2 separate regions of the Homo sapiens genome follow, and region 1 is linked to region 2. Evidence: chromatin contacts called from ENCODE Hi-C or POLR2A ChIA-PET data. All regions are on one chromosome and are shown on one strand. The core of a region is the stretch at or near the end of the contact, and the rest is flanking DNA. Distances in the headings are between cores, read along the strand shown.

What was found. Hi-C counts contacts between places; a loop is a spot of excess contacts on that map. ChIA-PET counts read pairs that join two places held with the same protein, here RNA polymerase II (POLR2A). Pooled maps may share reads with other maps.
Region 1: a loop to region 2 is called in a map of mammary epithelial cell, with 3 times the contacts of the local background. The contact joins the enhancer-like site here to the promoter of SLAIN2 in region 2. A Hi-C loop is called at or near these places in 3 of 168 maps with a recorded cell type or tissue (dorsolateral prefrontal cortex, mammary epithelial cell and posterior cingulate gyrus), 4 of 37 single-sample maps with no recorded cell type and 13 of 50 pooled maps. POLR2A ChIA-PET finds 5 or more read pairs at or near these places in 1 of 52 experiments (BJ).

The regions. Positions count from the first base shown.
Region 1 is chr4:48,966,055-48,973,021 of GRCh38, reverse strand. No RefSeq gene overlaps it. Among named protein-coding and RNA genes, the nearest start is that of CWH43, 17 kb to the left of the region's middle. Within about 2 kb of position 4,046, at least 3 of the 41 ENCODE cell types and tissues checked have a DNase peak (open chromatin) inside an H3K27ac peak, as active enhancers do; they include mammary epithelial cell, where a contact is called at or near this core.
Region 2 is chr4:48,338,177-48,345,582 of GRCh38, reverse strand. SLAIN2 (SLAIN motif family member 2) reads right to left here and starts at 4,054. Exons shown (of 8, transcript NM_020846.2): 1 at 3,455-4,054. The coding sequence starts at 3,843. RefSeq lists silencers at 3,574-3,883, 4,024-4,363 and enhancers at 3,194-4,107, 4,514-4,633.

The DNA.
Region 1 (6,967 bases), core at 2,797-5,296, 630 kb before region 2:
GCTTCAGCTTCAAGCTTCACATTCTCAGTCTAACTTACAAGAATAAGAAAAAGGAAGGAGAAGGACAGGGGACCACCCTTTCAGGACATTCCCTAAAAGTTGCATACCTGACTTCTACTTCCAACCCATTGACCAGAATGCACTCATCTGACTGCATGAACAGTCCATCCTTATTTTACCCTTGTGTTTAACCTTAATTTCATGACACCTCCCACAGATTTTATTGTACCTATATGTCTGCATCATTACTATTATTAGATTTTAAGCATATGGTGTGACATAAACATGCCTCTTAATTTTTATTATATCTTCACTTAGTAACCCAGATGTTGGGTGCCACTAACCATTACTTCTGTTTTGTAGGCTATATGAAGTTTGAAGCACAATATTACCATACTTCCCCAGAAGAAACTTCACTCCACAAATCATTAATGATTTTTGAAGGTTGGCCTGATTGTCTTCCTGGGGAACTTTGTCCATATTGGTAATTTATTTATTTATTTATTTAGAGACAGGATTTCCCTTTGTCACTGAGGCTGGAGTACAGTGGCAAAATCTATAGCCCGCTGCAGCCTTGAACTCCTGGGCTCAGGCTCAAGTGATGCTCCCACCTCAGCCTCCCAAGTAGCTAGAACTACAGGTATGCACCACCACATCCAATTAATTTTTTAAAATTTTGTGTAGAGATGGGGTTTGTATTAGCCTGTTTTCACACTGCTATAAAGATGCTACCTGAGACTGGGTAATTTCTAAAGAAAGGAGGTTTAATTGACTCTCAGTTCCATTCTGCATGGCTGGGAGTCTTCAGGAAACTTACAATCATGATGGAAGGTGAAGGAGAAGCAAGGCACCTCTTACATGGCGGCAGGAGGAGCAGGGGGAAGCGCCACACTTTTAAACCATCAGATCTCATGAGAACCCACTCACTATCATGAAAACAACATGGGGGAACCACCCACATGATCCAATCACCTCCCACCAGGTTCCTCCCTTGACACATGGGGATTACCATTCAAGATGAGATTTGAGTGGGGCCACAGAGCCAAACCATATCAGGGCCTTGCTATGTTGCCCAAGCGGTGGTGTAATCATACCTCACTGTAACCTTGAATTCCTGGGGTCAAGTGACCCTCCCACCTCAGCCTCCCAAAGTGTGGGGATTACAGCCATAAGTCACCACACCTGGCCAATATTGGCAGCTTTAGGCTTCAGAACTGTTTTTATCTTTTTTGGTGAGGAGGTCATGTAATGTAAAGCAGGGGAGGTGTTTTGTGTTTCCCACCTTGCAGAGTAAGGTGGCTTGTATCAGAAGAAAATGAATTCTACATTAATAAAAGGGCAGAGAAGAAAGAAGTTCCTTGGATTAGATTGATTTAGTTATTCCAAAATGTATACATATATCAAAATATCGGCCTGGCATGGTGGCTCACACCTGTCATCCCAACACTTTGGGAGGCCATGGCGGGCAGATCACTTGAGGTCAGCAGTTCAAGACCAGCCTGGCCAACATGCTGAAATCTCATCTCTACTAAAAATACAAAAATTATCTGGGCATGGTGGCTTGCACCTGTAATCCCAGCTATTCAGAAAGCTGAGGCAGGAGAATTGCTTCAACCCAGGAGGTGGATGTTGCAGTGAGCGAGATCATACTGCTGCACTTCAGCCTGGACAACACAGCGAGACTCTGTCTCAAAAAAAAAAAAAAAGAAGAAGAAGAGAAAAAACTATCACGTGTGCACCACCAAAACTATACACAATTTTTACTTGTCAATTAAAAATAAAGGACCAGGCATGGTGGCTTATTCCTGTAATCTCAGTACTTTGAAGACCAAGGCAGGTGGATCACCTGATCCCAGGAATTCAAGACCAGCCGTCTCTACCAAAAATACAACAAATTAGCCAGGAGTAATGGTATGCACCTGTGGTCCCAGCCACTCAGGAGGCTGAGGTGGGAGGATTGCTTGAGCCTGGGAGGCTGAGGTTACAGTGAGTTGAGACTGCACCACTGCACTCCAACCTGAGTGAGAGAGTGATACCCCATCTCAGAAAAACAAAAATAAAAAATAAAGGAAAAGCAGGGAGGAAGAAGACTCTCGGCAGCATTTGAGCCCCTCATTCTGTTTTACGATCCAGCTGCATCTGTGCTCTTTCAATGGTTTGGTTGTTCAATAGTTCCATGGATCCTATTAGTCAATGTATGAGTCAGCGTTCTCCAGACCAGTAGAACCAATAGAATGTGTCTGTGAGTATGTGAGTGTCTGTGTGGTGGGAGAGGGGGGTGGAGAGAGAGATTTATTATGTGAAATTGGCTCATATGATTATGGAAGCTGAGAAGCCCCAAGATCTGCAGTTGCTAAGCTGGAGATCCAGAAGAGCCAATGGTGTAAGTCCAGTCCAAGAGCCAGGAGGCTCAAGACCCAAGACGACCAGATGTTTTGGTTTGAGTCAGAAGACAGAAAAAGACTGACTGCCAGCTCAAAGTGGTCAGGCAGGAAGAGTTCCTTTTTTTATCTGGGGGAGGGCCAGCCTTTTTGTTCTATTCAGGCCTTCAACTGGTTGGAAGAGGATAACTCACATTTGGGAGGGCAATCTGCTTTACTCAGTCTACTGATTCAGATGTTAGTCTCACCCAAAATCACTCTCACACACAAACCCAGAAATAATATGTAACCAAATATCTGGGCACCCCAAGGCCCAGTTGACATATAAAATTACCATTACAGTCAGAAAATTCTCCCTTTTGTCCAAGACTGTTTAGTCTGGGTTTTAGTCACTTGAAAACAAAGTAATCCTTGCAGCCAGGTGTGGTAGCTCAAACCTGTAATCCCAGCACTTTGGGAGGCCTAGGTTGGAGTACTGCCTGAGCCCAGGAGTTCAGGACCAGCCTGGATAACATAGTGAGACCTTATCTCTAAAAAAAATAAATAAATTAAATAAATTAAAATAATAATAATAATCCTGACATTCATATTCAAAGTCACTTATTGTATTTGCAACAGAGCTTTCTCATTGTGCACATGGCTAGTTTCCCATGCATGTATGTGTTGCAGGGGGTGATGAGGGCAGAGGATGGGAGGGTAGGGGAGGTTAGAGAGTGATGACAAAAGGGTATGGAGTTTCTTTGGAGGATGATGAAAATGTTCCAAAAGTGATGATGAATATACAACTCTGTGGATATATGAAAAGCCATTTGTCCTGCAGCAGATATAACACAGGCTCCTAAAAAAGGAGCAGTGATGGCAATTAATATCCCCACAGAGGACCAGACAAGCCATGTGCCTGTAGCAGCAGAGCCAGAAGTGCCAACCAAATTTATCCCTGTGGCCAGGGCCAAGAGGGTTTCTCAATGAGATTAAAGGGCATCAATCACTTTGGTGCCCCCAAAGTAAAAAGGTCTGCCTGAACAAACATTTTCAATGTAGTAAAAATAAAATAAAAAAGTTTTAAGAAACATTGAGTTCATATCCTAACATGAACATTAGGTTTTCTTTCACTTAGACTTATCATCAAGAGCACCATCCTAGCAGATTCTTTTTAAGGTTTACTTAGAAGGCATGTCTAGGAAATCAAAAATCTATATTTAAAAAAAAATGTATGGATCATTCAGCAGTTTCTTGGATATATACATTTTTACGTAGTCATCCTCTGAACATTAACTGTGAGCCCTCTGTGGGTGAGGGGCCATCATCATCCCTGAGTGCATAGAGATGAGCAAGACATAGTCCCAGCCAGGAGGAGCTCATGGCCCAGAAGTGGAGTCAGCTCAGGTGATCACAGTCCAGCAGGATAAGAGCTGCCTTTGGAAGGGGTTGGGGGCATGATCTGAGGATCTGAGGGCATGAAGGAGAGAGTCACCTGGGGGCCCCAGAAGCAGAGCTGCGATGGTCTAGTTATGAATGGCATATTGTGATGCTCATTTACCTTCCTGAGCCTCCATTTTCCCACCAGCAAAGTGAAGCCAATTAAAGAATGATTGCGTCAGTGCACTAACTGGTCTGACTTGAAAGAAACCACAGATCAAATGCAACTTACATCATGCTGTGAGTTAGCTCCCTTGGAAAACTGTGACTCAATGTATAAATTTCTAGAAGGAGTTACCTAAATACAAGAATTCCATTAGTATTATCAAATTTCTCATTCGTTTCTTCATTCAATAAACATTTCTTGAGCATCTACTACCCATGCTTCTGAAACTGAAATACACGACAGGGGTAGGTGGCAGTGTATCAAATGGTATAGACTCAGCAATTCAACATTGCAGATCTGCTTGGAGCATTAGGTTTATTCAGGGTAAGCAATTCATAACATTTTTATATTAAAACAAGCATGGATATACTACAGAGAAGAATGCAAAATGCATATGAAGTTTTAGGATAAAGCATTTTGAGTTCATAGTAGACTTCTCTGATATGTGTCTTACAGAATTTGGGGTGAAACTTGTGCATTCTCTGTTGCTATTAATTAAATATCAGTTGTTAAGTATCTTAAAAGATGCAAAACATACATCCCTCCAAAAGTGTATAATCTGAGCTGAAACAGGATATCTAAAACTATAAATCAAATAGATACCCATATGTGTCTTTTGAGAAGTATGAGATTGCTTCTGTGTCTGTGAGGTCATTTTATATCAGACGCCTGATGGGACAGAACTATGAAAAACCAATTCAGGGGCCCCACCAGAGAGAATCTGGAGAAGAAAATGAAATTCATCTGGTTACTCATTAAAGAAACAGATTCAAGAATAGCAGAAGAAGGGTCCCTGTAAAGTAAAAGCTCACATCCACTCAGGCAGTCAAGGCAGATGGCTTGGACGGATGGAGAGGATCACAAACGGCAGGGATTGGGAGAAGCCCATTCCAGCTGAACAGAGTGACACCGAGAAAAGGAACAAAGTAAAGCAAAGAAAAGTTGTATTTGGGGTTCAAGGATTAATCAGTTGGTCTAAATCAGAAGTTTGACCAAGCATGCCAGCACAGCCTAATGAAGGGACCTTGAAACCAAGGGCAAAGAATGTGAAATGCACCTGCCATTTAGCACATGCTCAAATGGAGTTTGCTGAATTAAATGAGCAGGACCAGGCTGATGAGATAATGCACCCCACTGAGCCCTGGCAGGTTACAACCAGTTAGCACCAGAGTCTGCCTTGAAGAGTTTCCAGCCTGCTTGCTCCTCCCTTTCCCTCACCTCCCTGTCTAGTCTCTCCCATTCCAACACACATACAGAAAAAAAAAAATGTTGCAATACCACTCTCAACATTAGCTTCAATATACATAGTTAAGTCCACAAGTAGTCCTGTGTGATGGCTCATCCAGAGGGTGGAGTAACTTGTGCTGGGTGAATAAAGGGGTAGAGAATTGTGACTGCCCAATTTTGGGTGTGCGCTATCCTTGCAAGTTTGTCATTTTGGGGTCTTCATAGTTGCCAGATTGTCCATTCACCTTGCAAAGGAACTATGTCTTGACTAATTTAGTTTCCTGTGGCTAGCACATAGTGTGGAGGTTTGAGAGAGTCAATATACATAACAGCCTTCTTCCCCACTCAATCTCTGAACCAACTGAAAGGTATAAAGGAATCAAGCAGATAAAGATGTAAAAATCAGCAGCTTGACTGCTCATAAAAGCTGAAAGGGAGCATGTGGCTTAGGTATGCAACAACAATGGGTGTCCTGATAACTGAACCCAAGAATTAGGCAGACTCACCCACACAGCCACAGGCAGCCCTAGAAAAAGCACAGGTCTCACCCACAGATGCAGAGCCTGTATTTCATAACCAACTGCAGAACAGAGTGTGTGCTCTGGGGCAGGCCAATCCCAAAAACAGAAAGGGAGGGGAAAAGCCTGAATGAAGCAGGCCAGCAACTTATTCCCAAACCACCAGTACCTCCTGAGGGAGACTTAAGCCAGTTGGTAAGGATAGGCCATAAGTGTTACCCTAGTAAGTGTCCTTAGGGTCTAAGAGTTTCCCCCAATATGTGGCATCACTAGCCATGCATCTGCTTGGTTGTCTATGTAATGGGGAACTTACTAAGGCCAACTTCAAACAAGGGACCTATTCAGAGAAGGTGTTCAGTTATTCCAGCTGGTCTCCTCTCTGCAGATGGAAGCTGCAGCACATCTTCTTGTCCCAGGAAGAATCATTTGATCAGCCCCTCTTGGTTTTGAAGTGTATTGTCCAGGAGGCATTGGAGGATGATAAAGGGTGTACAAAAGAATCCCTGTTCATCTTGGAGATCTCTGGAATGCAAAGCAGGTCACTGGGGAGGGATGGTGTCAATTTGTATAAGGGCCTTTGGGGAAAGAAAGAATGGGGCCCAACACCTGCTTTCACAGATCTGAAAACTTAGAAACTGGCTGGTTGCAATACTATGGTGACAATAGCGTCAATCTTCCCCAAGAAACAATAAAACTTTGAAATACAAAGTAGATTATAGCAAAAGACTTTTATCTTTTATTTATTTTTAAAAACACACATTTCCTAGAAGGTGCCAAATTTTCAACAACAGAAAAGAAAGTCTACTGATTCAAAGGATGCTTTTGCCAAGTACTGTATATGTATACCTATACATATATTAATTTGACAATACTGAATCTGTGGTAATCACCACAAATAGGACTATATGAAAATTGCATAGTATAATAGACGTATGTGAGGTTTTAGGCCAATTAATAATATGCATGACATAGTGACTAGTTCAAACATTTAGTCTATTTACTAAAACCAAAATATTCCAACCTAGTAGCACACTTATAAAAGATAATTACACTAATTACAAGTAATTACTGCAAGTTCATTTTTAAATTTTAAAGAGGCTTGATGTGCTGTCTTCTTGGAAACAGCCTAGTGTGTATTCTACATGCATATTAAGTTCATAGAGTTTGTTGATGAAAAATGTCAAACTCTGTAAAATATTTGAAGAGATTTATACTGAGCCAAATGTGAGTGACCTGTGACACACCCCTCAGCAGCT
Region 2 (7,406 bases), core at 2,805-5,304:
GGGAGAGAAGTTGATACTTCAGGCTCATATTAAGCATAATAGAAGTTAAAACTGTCAATGAAGTATTTGGTTAAAAAAAAAACAGCATTTGATTCACACCCACCACACTCTCCATCTGACCAAATATCATCTAAAATGCTGGGTACAACTCTGGGAACCATGTATAATGACAATGAGCAACTTAGAGTTAATTAAGAAAAAAATAACCATGGTCGAAGGATCAGAGAATTACATTATCTAAGGAATGATAAAACAAACTGGGATTATTTACTCTGAAGAAGAGAAGGGAATGCTCACAGTGTGTGGCAGGGAGAAAGGGTCAGCAGTGACACCACAGTAGTCTTCAACTATGTGAAGAGGCCATTCATGTGAAAAGGACATTATACTTGGAAAAAGCAAAATACTGTGGGAACAGCATAGTCTATGATGTATAAAGACCTGGATTCAAATCCTGGTGCCATCATTCAGTGCGCATTATTTGATGCTTGGAGAGAGATTAGTTTTCTTACCTAGAAAATGATACCTATCTCATAAATGTATAAAATTAGAGGCAAAAAATATTTATAAGCTGCCTGGCACAGACTGACACACTGTGATGCACAACGAAGTTAGTTCTCATCCCTAAACTTTTCTGAGTTATTCTAGAAACAGTGTTTTTCAAGTGAGAATTGCAACTCTTTAATGGGTCACAAAATCAGCTTAGCTGGGGAGTAACCAGCATTTTTTTTTAATGAAACAGAATAGAGCGGAAAATATCCAAGCATACCACTTGTAGTAAAAGTAATCAACATTTTGTGAAACTTTTGCTTCAGTTATTCAGATACATGTGAATTCCTGATTATGAGTTAAAATGTATTTCTTATCATGAAGCTGGGTCCAAAAAAAAAAAGAAGAGTATGAAAGTGACTGCTGTAGAGCACTGTTTTCTAAAAAAGATACTAGTTCCTTGGGAGCTCAATTAAGTTTAGGACCAAACCATACTCCCTAGAGATTTACTATGTTCAAAACACATTAGCATCTCCAGGAGCCCAGCATTAAAGAAAACTGTTTATTTTTGTTGAACCCAGTTTTTCCCACATTTATTCCATCCCAGAACCCACCCACTTTTTTTCTACATAACACTTATTGACATCTTCAGAACTAGCACTTTGCGGCACATACACTCGGGAGGAAACATTCCTCTAGATGAAAAGGAAGGTGCAATAGCTAGAAGTTACAAAAGGTAGATTCTTAGCTTGCTAAGAAAGGAAAAAATATTGACTTTGAATCTTCCTGCCACTGACATCCATCCCCTACAACTTTTACCCTAATCACATACCCCAACGCATTTTAAATATGATTTATATTCAACTTTCAGTTCACACAAATCTCAGAAAAAGTATAGGACACCTATAATATCAAGATATGAAGCCAGGATCAAAGCAGTAAGCAGGAATCATCTGGTCAAAAGAAACTCCTGGAACAGTATTTAAGGAAGACTTGCTTTACCTTAACAAACTCATGCTCAGGAACCAAAGCAGCCAAAGACTTAATCGGCTTCCCCAAGTGGACTCAATGTGTTCTAATAATACATAATCTAAAATGGGCTGATGGGTGCAGCTAATCCTCATTATTATGAGCATCATTTTATTATCATCACTTGCAAGAGCCATGTGACAATATTTACAAGATTCTGGGTTCTTTTAAAGTGCATACATACCCAAGATTCCTTTGGGAGAATGCAATTTCACATTTATATCAAAAACTGTCACTACCACAGTCAGCTCTAATATTTGATATCACTTGGTAATAAAGGTATGTCATCATATACTCAAGAGTAATTCTGTTACTCAAATCTTCCTGAGAGTTACAAATACCTCTGACTCTGCTCTTGTAGCTGTCAAGAGCATAAAATGCCCTTCCCGCTCTTTCCTCACTTTCAGACTCCAAGCCACCTCCTCCTCAAAGTCTGGCCCAACTACTTTGGACTACTATTTTTTTCCCAGTTACTGAGCACTGTCAGTACTCTTTGTTCTATCACTCTTTGGGTAATTCACTGTACACTTTCTAGTTTATTTAACTGCACAAAACTTAGTTCTCAACAAGACTATAACTGCCTTATGAACAGGGATCAACACTTAAGAATCACCAGAATCTCCTACAACATCATATAAGAACTGTTTCTTGATTTAAGTAACTAGGCTTAAGAGTAACAAATAGCAGCTTGTTTTAGACAGTTTACTATGTGCCAGATCCAGCGCTAAATGCATACATAATTATCTTACTAAATTTTCATAACTCTATAGAGGTAAGTGCTATTATTTTCTCCATCAAATACAAGAAGAAAGTGAGCCTCAGAGTAACTTGCTCAAGGTCATACTGCTAGTAAGTGGCAAAACCAGGGGCGAACCCAGGAAAGCTCTTAACTACCTCAGAACACTGCAAAGTTCCAGCCCTGCAATACCAGAGTCTATGAATGATTTCGATTTCACTGTTAGAAGTTTTAATTTCAATAGAGCAGAGACATTTTAGCTAAAAGTTAAAACTTTAAGAAAAATGAATTAAGACAAATAATTGCCCACACACATCTTTATAATAAAACGAGAGGAAAAGCCTCCCATGTCCTATTTATGAAAGTGATATTAAGGTGGGGGGGCCACAATTTCATCAAGAAGTGGCTTATGACAATATAGCTTTGGTTTAAATTTTTAAATAGGACTCTTTTTCTCTGCCCCTAGAAGGACGTGGAAATGAAAGATGGATGTGATAACTGTCAATTCAGAGCTCTGCAAAACGCCAGACTCAATTCTTGTTTTAGAAAATAAGAGCCAGGGCTCGTTCCACCCTTGACTCTTCACACAGAGTAACAAAAAAAAAAAAAAAAAAAAAAAAGCAGCACCATCCTCTGCCCTCTCTTCACACAAAGCAAGGTTTACCCCACTACCCAAAGGGGAGTGCTGATTCATACGGTCTCCCCATCCCCGCCAGAAATGGGTCCCAAACACCAACCGCTGCATAGACGTAGACGACTCTGGTCTGCCCCTGACCCCCACACCTGGTGATACCTCATCAAGCAGACCCCTCTCCTACATCCAGAATGCCCAGGGCCACCATCCGAAAGCCAGTATCTTACACAAAGCAGGATCCCTGCCTACAAAGCAGTTTCCCACCTCCGACTCCTCCCCAGGCGAACAGCCCTTCTCAAGCTGCCCCAACCCACAGACCCCAATAGGGTCCAGCACTCAGAAGGTCCACAATCCAAAGGACAACGAGCTACAACCCTGTTACTTGCGCACGCCTCGAACCCCCAACTCCAGCTGACGTTCCCTCTGCCAAAGCAAGAAAACCACAAGTCGCCACAGGAGAGCGGACCCGGCTACACAAAGCGAGGCGCCCGACCAGAGGGACCCTCAGAGGACGCTCTCCGCCCCCGGGCCCGTCCCCGCCCAGCTCCTGCCCGGCGCCTCGCGCTCACCAGCTCTCCTCCTCCTCCTCCCAGCCTGACAGGCGCTCCAGCTCGTCGGGCCGCAGCGGCTCCACCTCGTCCAGCAAGCCGCCCTCGCCCGCCGCTAGCAAGGAGGTGGCGTCCCGCAGCTCTTCGCTACTCGTCCGCCTCGGGCCCGACCCGGGCCCGCCGCCCGACTTGGCGCTGAGGCCCAAGGGGAAGCCCCGAGGAGACGCCGCGCCGGAGGAGGGAATGGACGCGCCGGCCCGAACCGGGCTGCCGGGCCCAAGGGAGCCGGCGCCCTGCACGGCCCCCGAGCGGCTCCTCAGCTGTTCGTTCTGCTTCTCCAGCTTCTTCACCAGCTCCTGCAGCTTCCGCACCTCCTGGTCCGCGTTCACGTTGGAGTTAACGTCCTCCATCCCGGCCCCGCCGCCGCCGCCGCCTCCGCCGCCCGCTCGCTCTCGCAGCGACAGGGAAAGAGACGGAGGAAAGAGGCGTCGCCGCCGCTCACTCTAGCCGAGGCGCCGGCATATAGCAGGACCAGGCCCCACCGCCAGGGTCCCCCCACCTCGGGTTCCAAAGCGCCGCTGGCCCCAGCCGAACTGCCTCATCTGCGCCGGCTCCGGGATTGGGGGAGGCGGCGCCAATATCCGGCCCCTGCCGCCATCTTCCCTCCGTCCCTCCGCCCCCCGCGGGCCGGCCCAGTCGGTGACCTCAGAGCGTCGGGGGTGGACGCGGCCGCCGGCGGGCGCTGAGAGGACCCGGCGCCAGCTCGCGGCGGGGCGGGGCCACGGACGGGGCCTATGGGGCGGGGCCGGTGCTTGAGGGGCGGGGATTAGGCCGGAAGGGGCGTGTCGGCGGATGTGGGACGCGGCCGGGCTGGCTAGGGAGGGTCCCTGCAGAACGGGAGGCCAGCAGAAGGCTCGCGGCGGGCGGGGCTGAGGTGGCTAACAAGGTCCTCGAACAGCCTCGCCTGTTGGTCTGGGCGTGTGGGCGTGTTCTCCACCCCTTACAGGGAGTGTGGGACCCGCGGGCCAGTCTCGCCCTTGTTCCGGGCCGGATCTCGAGTGGGCGCTCAGCCCGGCGGTGGAGAGACAGTTTACTTTGTTCAGCAAATATTTAATCGATGCCGACTTTTAATTGGAGATTGTCTCGGCTGGCAGGAGCCTCTAGACTGCCTGTGTCCTGTTTCTTCCCCTGAAAATAAGAAACCCCAGTTTCAGACAGTTAAGAGAGGTCTAAGGTCAAAATAATCATAATTTCTTGAGTGCTTCCTACTGGCCAGACAGTGTGCTAAGCACTTTTAAAGGCATTATCTCATCGGTTAAAACATAGTTTTCCCGACTTAAAGTTTACAGCACACTGGGGCGGAAGCGGGGGATAGTAAACCGCTTCTCTACTCCCTTTCTCCGTTTATTGACTCACACTCTGTTCTTTGGATCACTTCCTTCGGAAAAAGTTCCTCGTAGTGTGTCTTGACTTTTTTAAAAGTTGTATGTTAAAAGTAGTTAAACACGCTGACAGATACTGAAGAATGAAGAAAATTGTAAGAATGTGAAGTCTGCCTTTAGAATGCGGCAGGAAACCTAAACAAAACTTAAATGCTTTGTTTTGATCACATTATCACAGTCGTTGGTCTTCAGAGGTCAATTGTGAACGGCTTTGGCTTGTGTTTGCAGCTTTTCTTCAGTTGCCGCCTCCACCCTTAGTTTAATAACAATGATCCAGTCCTGTTACACCTGAGTGTGGACTCATGCCATGACTGACTTGCTTCTACCCTTTAGCTTTTCTAGTGCCATATTCTCCGCCTGCCATATCTGATTCTTTTCTTAAATCCCATACTCTCTCATTCAGGAAACCTCTTCCCAACAATTCCACAAAGATCTAATTATTCTGCATATTCTAGCACTACGTGATCAATAGTTCTCAATAGGTGTTTGCACTTTTTTTTAAATTGCTTTTTTCTCTAAGAATTATTTTTCGTTTGTTTTTGTCTGTTTACTTGATTTAAGGACACTTCATTTTTGCTTCCCATGTCTAGTACACTGACACAGTGGACACTCAATACTTGGTTTGTTGAAAGTTAAGTAGACTATAAGTTCTACTTAAAACCACGTAGCTATTTATTCGTAGCAAAAAACGTATTTGTGTTAAAAGTTTGCTGGCTAACTATAAGTCGAGTATTTTTCTAGCTATACAGACCTAGTCAAAGGATGTGATTGTTTGCTAACATAATTGTCAAGTAATATATATTATCTGTGTAATGCTCATCTAAATATCATTGCTCTTTCTGACCAGTCTGAACTTGTTGCCGGAGGGTTAAAAATCATGACTACTTCACGTGTAGCAGTTTTCACTTGCATTCAATGCTTTGTAAAATAGATTCCAACTAGTCAGTTTCTATAAGGCGAACCCTTCAAATATACTCCTTGAAAAGAACAGTTCACCGGACATTATGAAGTTAGCACTAATGTTTGTGGGGCAGGAAAAGCTGTTGTAGTGTGGAACAATGAATTAAGAATCAGAAAGCCTGATGTCGGGTTCTAGCTGTAGCATAAATGCACTTGACCTTGATCGCTGCTCTCTAATCTCTGGTCCTTAGTTTACTTTAGAATGCGTGAGTTGGAGGATCTCCAGTATCTCTTCCAGGATGAAAAAGTAAAGGATTCTGGTGAGGCCTCATGGTTGCAAAACATGAGAGTGAATATACTTAGATATATAGAGAAGTTCATAGTGGATAGATATACTTGGATTTTTAAATTCTATTGCCTTACTCAATGTCTTACCTTTTTCATTCAATAAATATTGAATATATCTACTATATGGCAGGCACGAATTTAGATATTTGGATGTTTAATAGGCCTCTTAAGTATCAAACAACATTCAGTTCATACACACACATACACACTACACAGCATATACACACGCTTAAATCTGCTTGTCCTGTAGTCATCACCATTCCAATAAATGACAGCTCTTCTAAATGCTCAGACCAAAAACCTTAGGATAATCCCTACTCCTCACTTTCTTTCACCCACCAAATCCAATCTTTAAGCAGGTCGTGCTGGCTCTACATTCAAAATATGTCTAATTACTTCCCAGCACCTCCACTGCTACGACTCTAATTCAAGTTGCCATCTTCTCTTGTCTAGATTACAGTGGTACTCTTTTAATGAGCTATTCCACTTTGCTGCTTTACAGTCTCTTGTGTACATGGCAACCAGATGATCTTTTGTGTAAGTCACATCAGGTTACTCTCCTGCTCAGAATCCTCAGAAGCAACTGGCTTCCCAACATACTTCAAAGTCTTTTCCCTGGACTATAGGGCTCTGGATACTCGGCAACTTCTGCAAGTATCTCATTAACTAACACCTTCCCCATCACTCTACCACACTGGCCTTCCTGATTTTCTTCAAACAAGCCAAGCATGTTTCTACTTTAGGAACTTTGCACTTGCTTTTCTGTCTAGGATCTGGTTGTCATTCACGTTATCACATGACTGACTCCCTCACTTCATTCAGGTCTCTGCCCAAATAGCACCTAAATTCACTATCCTCATTATGATTCTCCATAAAATAGCATCTGTGTCATTCCCCATCCTCTTAATCCTGTTTCATTTTTTCTCAGACACATCTCTCTCTCTTTCTTTCCTTCCTTCCTTTTCTTTCTTTTTTTCTTCACTGCCTGTCTCTCACCAGTAGAGTGTGAACTGCAGGAGAACAGAGTTCACTGTTATATCTCCAGTGCTTAAAACAGTGCCTACAACAGTGCCTAGTACATGGTAAGTGCTCAATACATGTTTTTTGAACGAGAGAGTTAATGGATTTACGCTAAGTGAAGTCTCCTAAAAGAGAATTTCAGATAAATATGGTTATATCTCAAATCATTGAAGTGGAAATTTGTAATTATTTTGAATGGTTGACTTTTAAAATTATATTTTCTCCTTCCAAAAGAGCAACATGTCATACCATATATGTCATCC